Linked DNA regions of Mus musculus: region 2 is linked to region 1. The links are chromatin loops, found by intact Hi-C in ENCODE. Cell type or tissue: heart. All regions are shown on one strand. Links, peaks and the distances in the headings refer to the core of each region. The heading gives the core; the rest is flanking DNA. Region 1 has its middle 17 kb from the start of Ano6. Region 2 overlaps Ano6 (anoctamin 6).

What was found. Peaks named below come from ENCODE experiments on the same cell type or tissue, not always from the same donor. Only the 100,000 strongest peaks of a DNase experiment are listed, where the experiment ranks them.
Region 2: it touches region 1 in a loop (2.2-fold over the local background); 1 of 42 quality-filtered maps calls a loop at or near these places.

Annotation. Positions count from the first base shown.
Region 1 is chr15:95,771,256-95,775,649 of GRCm38, forward strand. No RefSeq gene overlaps it. Among named protein-coding and RNA genes, the nearest start is that of Ano6, 17 kb to the right of the region's middle. In heart, for the core only: a CTCF peak has its summit at 2,411 (motif pointing right); a DNase peak (open chromatin) is centred at 2,437.
Region 2 is chr15:95,834,698-95,839,091 of GRCm38, forward strand. The region is part of intron 1 of Ano6 (anoctamin 6); the gene reads left to right. Among named protein-coding and RNA genes, the nearest start is that of Gm17546, 6.8 kb to the left of the region's middle. In heart, for the core only: a CTCF peak has its summit at 2,152; DNase peaks (open chromatin) are centred at 1,484 and 1,594; H3K4me3 peaks cover 668 bases; H3K27ac peaks cover 2,785 bases.

The DNA.
Region 1 (4,394 bases), core at 180-4,179:
ATCTCATTTTATCCCAGTCCGAATGGCAAGTTATTGAGAAAACTTATATCATGGCCAAGTTGGCTTAGTGGACCAGGGCACCTTTGACAAATCTGACAACTTGAGTTTGATCTCTGGAACCTACACAGTGGAAGGAGAAAACCAACTTCTGCAAGTGGTCCTCTGACCTCCACACCTATACCACAGCACACCTATACCACAGCACACCTGTACCATGGCACACCTGTACCATGGCACACCTATACCACAGCACACCTATACCACGGCACACCTGTACCATGGCACACAACGGCACTAAACTAGCAAATAAGCAATCATTGGAATGGAGACAGTAAGTACCAAGTAGGATAAAGACAAAAAGAAGCCAATCTATGTTATTGATGAGTGTAAGCTAGTCCAGCCACTACAGAATCAGTTTACAGGTCCCTTTAGAAACTATGAACAGACCTTCCGTGTAACCCAAGCAGGCTTGGTGTCACCCAACAGATCCAAATCAAATGCCACACTTGCATGTCAATGTTTATCACAACACATTTCACAGTAGTTAAGTTATAGAAGCAACCTGGGGCGGAGCAATCCCAGATGGAGAAGTAAAGGAAATATGGTATATACACACAGTAGGATTCTTTTTTCTTTTTCTCCCATAAAGAATAGAGCTATGTCATACCAAAAAAAAAAAAAAAAATGGATGTACCTATAGATAACCATAATGATTGAATTAAGCCAGTCTCAGAAAGATGGCTCAGGCCTCCAAAAGGTCCCTCATTGCCCAATTACCTGACTAACTCCACCATAGCATGCTAGGAACGTGAACAGCAGGCCCGGGATTACAGTGACCCTCTGGGGTACCTGCCGAGGGATGCTGTGTGCCTATTACTGTGGTGGCTCACAGAATCGAACAGCACTGTGTTGGAAGGTTGCGGTGTCAGTAGAATACAGAGACCGGAAGAGTACATTCTCTTAGCCTTCTTTCCCAGAAAAATGCCCAGCGAAACCATTAGGCTATCACGGCTGTCGTTATGATTAAAATAGAATGATATTTCAAATGCCGAGGATTAAAATCATTATGAGAATGAGGCCGTCATCAACAGTCGATTCTGGCCATTTTCCATTCTACAGACTCTGCTCCATTTAGCGGTTCTAGAAAGCTTTGTTCTTCTCATCAGATGGATGAGGAAGCTGCGGTCTGGGGAGCGTCCCATCTGTCCGAGTTTGCTTTCTATCACTGTGGTAAACAGCTCTACCCAAAGCAGCCAAGGACAGAGAAAAGCTTATTTACTTACTTCCGTGTCACAAGCCCATCAATGACGGAAGTCAGGGCAGGAACCTGGAGACAAGGATTGATGCAGAAGCCATGGAAGAGCGCTGCCTTGCTCACCATGGCTTGCTCCGCCTGCTTTCTTATACAACCCACGACCACCGGCCCAGGCGTGGCACCGCCCACAATGGGCTGGGCCCTTCCGTGTCAATCACCAATTTAAAAAGTGCTCCATAGACTTGCCTTCAGGCCAATTTGATGGAGTCATGTTCTTAGCTGAGGCTCCTTTTCCCTAACTTGAGTCACATTGTCTAAAAAAAAAAAAAAATCCTTACAAGCATTGAACACTTTCCTTGAGCCTTTTCACACCAAATAAGTGATATAACTGGTATTGAACTTCCGGTCACTTGACAACAGCATCTTATTTCCTAACTTACAATTCGGCTCCTGAGATCTCACTTCTCCAGTTACTGAGGCATGCCAAGAAAATCCTAGGTCCTGGATGCTCTAAATATACCCTACTTTCGTTTACCTTTCGGGCAGTCTTGGGTTATCTGGAAACAGATGCGGAGGCCACTCTTGGGCCACTTACATTTGTACCTCACTAAGCTCTGTAAGTAGCCCTTTAAGAGTCCAGCCCCCGCCTATAGAAGGGGAGAAGACAGAAAAGGGCTAAAGGTGGACCGGCCAATTGTGTTCTCACTGTAGCGCTGAGTACAGCTGAGAGACTTTGGAAATAATGAATAAAATTAAGCTCCAGGATTATAGTCTCCCTTACGTCTTCACTCATCTGGATATAATGCAATGAACTGGCCAATAGCCAAATCCCACTTACAATTGTAAGTATGAAAAGGGAAAACCTCGGATATTATACTTCTATTGCTTTAGATTGTCTTTCCTTTTTTTTTTTTTTTTTTTTTTTTTTTGCTAGATATCTAATTGCTATGAAACTAGTTTTCCAGATTCGGTTCATTCCTTTAGAAAAAATTTTGAAGTTGAGCTAATAAACTGATTTCCTGTCAAGTTTTTTTTTTAAGACATTCCTATAATTTTCCCATGGTGCTTTATTTTTTTAGACTTGTTTTATAGTATGCATATGAGTGTTTTGCCTGCGTGTATACATGGGCACAGCATGCATGCCATGCTCATGGCGGCCAGAAGAGGGCACCAGATTCGCTCTTGGAACTGGAGTTAGAAATGGTTGTGAATTGCCATGTGCATGCTGGAAATGGAACCTAGGGCCTCTCTGTAAGAGCAACAAGTGTGCTTAACTGCTGAGCTATATCTCCAGCCCTGAGAGTGCTTTTCTAGGATTTAAAAAAAATGCTAGCAATATTAATAAGCAAACGTTATACAAACGATAGTCTATTCTGTTTTTTATGCTTATTTCTAGAAAAAACTCACAACTCACAATTCCCCCTTAGTTGTTCTTTCCTGAGGTTACCAGCACTCTTTGAAGGACTCGCTCTCTAATTCCTAAGTCCCGTATCTTTAAGCGACTGGCATTTCTTCGCTCAATGAAATGCAGAGGAGTGTGGGTACAGGGACAGGGAAGGAAGAGTTAATTTCTACACTATGAAATACTCTGATTTTTAGAGCAAAGAAGAGAAGACCTAGAAATTAAATTTTAATAGACCTCTAGATTTGGGCAGCAATCAAAGGTTCTCTCTATAGTAACAATTACACACATCGCTGATCTGAGATCAAATATTTATGTCTTCCTCTCCCTGCTAGAGAAAATGCTAGCATTTTCCTGGCTACAGATATCACCAGGGTAATGCAATAGAGGGTCAAAGAGACGAAAGATGTCTTTCACGGTGCAGAAAGGAGTAGCGTGCCTGCCAACGATTGAGCACAACTGGAAATGAGTCAAAATGGGGACAAAGTACTGTGTTTGAGTAGATATTTTAGGCTATAATTCTAACTTCTACTGAAGCACTGTCTTGCCTATCAGCGAAACACATACAAAAGAAGATAAAGAAGTCTTGTGCCAACAGGAGACAAAAGCTCTTCCCACCTCTTCAGAGCACTTTCATTTTCAGGAGTGAACAGTTTGAATAAGACACTTCCATTATTCCTTAGGGGGCATGCAACCGTTTAAAAAAAAAAAAAAAAGGATGAAATACAGAATATACTTCCCCATGAAAAAATATTTCCATTGGAGTTTCTAATATAGAAACCAGTAACAGATTGAATTCTGCTTACACGGGATGCCACTAAACAGTGATAATGTCCCCTGCACCTTGGAGGACTGGGGCTTGCTTCTCCTGACCCACTCATACCACCACCAGCAGCAGCACACTGTCAGCTGCCACCGGCTGTAGCTTTGGTAGTAATAAAGTCTGTGCTCCGTATCTTTTTCGGAAATATTTATAGAGCTGCCTTTGGGGAACTTTGGACTTAATAACTCACCGTGCATTCACCTAGATTACCTATTCTACAAGACCTTTTCTTCTGTTTTGTTTCTTTTGTAATTTGATTTCAAAGAGTCTATAAAATTCTGCTAATTTTTATTTCTCAGTGAGCTCAAAATATACAACCCAGTTGGTCCAACCGTGGCCATGCCCACGTCTACACTTACTCTAGTAGGGGGATAGTGAAGCTCTCTTCTGTTTATCGGTGAGATTGGCTGCTGACTGTTGTAGAAAATATGTAATCTCAGTCAGAGGCTTCTACCCCACCTTTGGTTATTCGATTTCCAGATAAAAGACAAACACAACCTTTAATTTACAACATGCCTTTATCAGTACTAAAGCTGGCCAGATATCTACCTTCTATGCTATCAAAATCAATTTTCCTATCAATAACAGAGTTATGATTTACCATATTCCATCTGGGCTGCTCTCAACTCCAGTTGGCTAGCCCTCACAGCCATGGTACCCCATGGTGTCTTCTCCTCTCCCTACCTTCCTCTCTTTTCGTGGTCTCCTCAGACCCCAAGCCCAGGAACCCCAAACCCCACCCATGTCTCTTCAGCCTAGCTATTAGCTGTTGACATCTCTATTTAACCAATAGTTCTAGATTAAGGAGCAAGGCCACATTGTGCATGAAGATTCTCTCATTCCTGCAAGCAACCAGGCCTTGGGAGCCAGTATTCATCTTTACAGTATGTATCAAAAGAGCAAACCTCAGCAGC
Region 2 (4,394 bases), core at 264-4,263, 64 kb after region 1:
ACTCTTGCATCAGGCAGCTCTGTGATGCTGGGGTACTCTGCTCTTGTCTGCCTCGCAGAATGCGTTTCATTGGAGTCCATCTGGATTCCTCTACTTCAGCTTGTTCCTCTTCTCTGCCTTCCTTTGGGGTCATATTGGCTGGGTATTGAGAGGTGTATTTGAGGGTGGCCTCTTTTCTCTTTTATGTTCTTTCAGTCTTGGTGACTGACCCCAAGGCATTGTCGTGAGCACACCCAAACCTTTTCTGCGATTGCACCATCGGTCTCCCCTCCTCCCCTAAAGCTTTTCTTTTTCCCCACAGTCAACTTCTGTCCCATTCTTTCAGGTTTCAGATGTCGTTCCTTTCCCCACCCTGCCCCAAATAGTTACCTGAGATATAGTCTGACATAGCAACCTGTTAATGTCCTTCTTTTCTCTAAGCAGAGTGAGTTCCCACAAAGGAACATCTTATGGTTGGTACACTGATACATCTTTTGCATGTAGCGTAGGGTCCGGCATATTGTAGGTACTGGCTCTCATGAGATGTTTGAAGTGAGCATGCACTCTCTCTCTCTTTATTTTCTTAGGCTTGATGATTGACCCCAGAGTGTACGTCTGCTTGTCAAGTGCTCTACCAATGAACTCTTTCTTCCTTTTTGTAAAAACGTGTTTGTTTATTTGTTCTGTGTGTGAATATGTATATACCTACATGAGTTTATGTGTACTGTGTCCTGAAGGACAAAAGAGGGCATCTGCTTCCCCTAGAATTAGAGTTACAGGCAGTTGTGAGCTGTCAGGGGGTATCAGGTGTGCCTTTCTAATCCACACACTGACACTGTAACTTATCTGTTTCTCAGGTTTAGGCACCATCCTTTGGTGCCAGCATTTAGTTTGCTTTCATCCCCTCCTGCCCCTTGCTTCTCAGTTCTCATTTTTTTGCCAGCTGTAATCATATTGTAATTGTACTGTAATTTGGATGAGATCAATATCCAGTGTTTACTTTATTGCAACTGTGGAATCTTCTCCACAGATGAACCGTTTAATATAGTTTGATTTACTTTTGCCTCTCATGGTTAGGTTGCACGGCCAATATTGACTTTTTTTTCATTGTTAATCTTTGATATAGTTATGAATAATTCAACCTCAAATTCTATACCAGTTGTAAATCTCTCTTCGATATAACCAGCCACACAGGGATTCTGTCAAGGTCATCTTTGGAGGAAGAGCCTCTGGAACCTTCCATTGCTCTCAGGGCAGAGAATGGTTTCCACTTAGCACCTTCCTGCCAGCTCCTTTAGGCTCTGTCTTGTAGGAGGGCCTTGCTATGTGTTGTCTTTCCTGTTGGTTGAGTGTTCCATGGACACATTTCCCAGGGCCTCACAGAGGAAGGCTGGAGTTGCAGAGATGGAAGAGACACGTCTGAAAATGCCTTCCTCTTCCTGGATTTTAACTGATGACCTTGCACTCAAGGATGTTTCTCCAGCTAGTTCTTGACAAGTTCTATGCATCAGACTCTGATCTTCTGTATATAAACCCTTTCCTCTGGGATTTTGTGGGCTTTTCTTTTTGAGTCCTGATTTAGATCCTGTTAACATGTGGAAACATTAGCAGATCCTTCGCTCTGGCCGGCCTTTCCTTTTCTTTTTTTAACTGTTGTCCTTGGCTGACCTGGAACTCACTGACTATGTAGACCAATGGTTCCCACGCTTCCCAGGGCTGTGACCTTTTCATATATTCCTCATGTTGTGCTGACCCCCCAGCCAGACATCATTTTTGTTGCTACTTCATGACTCTCTTGTTGCTACAGTTAAAATTGTAATGTAAATATCTGATACTCTACCCTGGGAAAGGGTCAGTCAGACCCCAAAGGGGCTGAGGACCACAGGGTGAGACCCCCATATAGACCATGCTGTCCTTGAACTCCCAGCAATCGGCCTGCCTCCCAAGTGCTGGGATTAAAGGTGTGCACCACCACGCCTGACCACTTTTTTTGGGGGGGGGGGAGAAAGTTTAATTTGGGGAGCAAAATAGCCTTTAATTCTAGAAAGAAAAAAAAAGTGTTATATGCTGGGATTTTTTTTTCTTTCTCTATCTCAGCTTGTGAATACTTCTGTCATCTGATATTGGCTCCCACACTTTGCACGATTGCTCTTTGATCTCTTGATCCAACTTAATGAGCATACCCGGAATTGGATGGCTCAAGCCTGCTGGTGACTTTAATTTCTGCCGCAGTTTGAGTTTTCATAGTTTTTTTTTTTTTTCTTTTTGGTCCTCCAAATGCTTCTTGCTTTGTGTCTCTTTTTGGTAATGTCTTTTGTTCTCGTGTGGATGCATTTGTCTCAGATGACCAGTCTGAAGATGTGTTCGTTCCTCCCTCCATTGGCGTCCCCTCCAACCCCCGAACCCCGACTTTTATCTAGAGAATTTTGCTGATTCCCCCTGCAGTTCCAGGCTTCCTTCACCGTGACTTGGCTGCACCGTTTGCTGTTAGAAACCCTCAGTGCTGGTATTTTTAGCTCTTTATTGCCCTCAGCTCCAGCTATTTATGAAATACTTCAACCAGAGTACAAGAGGCGAAGAAGAGAGGGAGGAGGTGGGCTGTGTGTGTGTGGGCTCTAGGCACTTGTGCAGGCTTCTTCCTGCCCTTAGCGTGGACTCTCTAACCCTTCCAAGGATGGAGGACTCATGTTAGATTTCTATGAGAAAACAGAAGCAGTTGGAGAGCTTGGTAGACATCTTGGACTGTCTTATCTGTCCCATCCCATCCCCTGTCACATCCCCCCCCCCCCAACAACCCACCAGGGTGGGAAAGAGAGAGGGGGGAGGGGGGAGGAATATTAACTGAGACAAAGAGGGAGAGGTGATATGTTAAATAGTCCCAGGATTTAAAACAAGAGATAACTGATTTTTAGTGGAATTTGGCTTATCCTTCTGCCCTCTGCCCCACCTTGGCCTTCAGTTCTAGAAGAACCTGTGTGGTTGAAATAAACTTGCCTCTGGCCCTTCCTCATTTAGGATGGGACTTCTCCAGTGCCTAAGCCAGTTGCTAAGTGCCTGTGTGTTGTCTTTCAAGCACAGGTCCCCATGTCCTCTGCCCTTGTTGGTTTATGTCCTGGTAGTTGAAGACTCACTGAAGGAGTGTCTCACAGAAACAAGCTGGGACTGCTGCTGAGCAGGCATGCAATCACACTTCTGTGCAGGCCCTGACTCCATTTCACTGGCTAGGGCTCTGTTGAATTGGGAGGAGAGGTGAGTGGAGGCTCTGGGCCGTTCCTAGATTGAGCCCCAGCTCTGCAAACATGCCCACTCTCTCCGAGCCTCTCTCCTCCCTGCCTTAAGACCAAGGACATGAAGCAGATGAGTGCAAGTCTCTCTTTATTCACCAGGCTTATTTTATTTAAGGAAATTAAGGTGCTCTGTAATTGAACATTAGCACAGGGAGCAGAGACCTACTGTAGTTGACAGAAGAAAACATGAAATTAAAGTTTTCCTCATATTACTCAATGCACTGATTCCAAAAACCCTTCAAGTTTTAACTAAAATGGCAACCCATGGTTCAGGAATCAGGAACTTGTAAAAGGTTAAATATTCTGAAGGTTCCCCCCACCCTCCCCGCCTTGGGCATTGTTAGCTGATGGCTAAGCACACTGGATTCATGTTCTCAGTACCCGGATGAAGTTTATTTCAATTGGGAAACTAAGAAAGCTAATAGTTGAGGGGTGAGTTTTCCCTTTGTCCTCTGGCAGTGGAGACATCCCCGGTAGCACCTGCCAGGAACTTTCCTTCCTGTGAGGGCTCTGTATGTGGGGATAATCGCCCTATCTGTAGATTCTTTTCTCTAAGTTACTTTTCTCAGTTGAGACGGAAGGCAGTGGGCATGGTCTGTCTTTGTGGTTTTGCCTGGATGGTTTGATCATTAACCCAGTAGAGGTCACCGCGGTCAGTACAGTGACTGAGGGGAAAGCTGGGTTGTGAAGTCCTTTACCCTGTGACCTGAAAACCAGAGATATCTTTCCTAGGGCAGGGTTGCACAGGTTGATCTTTACAGCAGAGCCACCCCTAGCCCAGTTGTCAGCCCAGACTCTCCTTGGCAAACTGCACGGATTATTCTGAGAGTTTAGCAAGCGGTGGTTATTTATTTGATTCTTGCACTGACATTTGGGAACCATTATTTTAGGGACGGGAGGCCAAAAAGCAACTCAGACTCTCAAGTATTTGCAGAACTCAGGGAAAGAAAAACAAGACAAAAGAAACAGAACAAAAAAAAAAAAAAAATCCAGTATGCCTGATCAGCTGACCCTCTCCTGTCAATCATTGTTCATACCCATTTCTCCTTCGCAGTGAGATCTCCTTGCTCAAAGGTGGTAGAAAGGTTGAGGAGCCTTGCCTCAGCATAGCTCTCCAAGGTGTGTGTG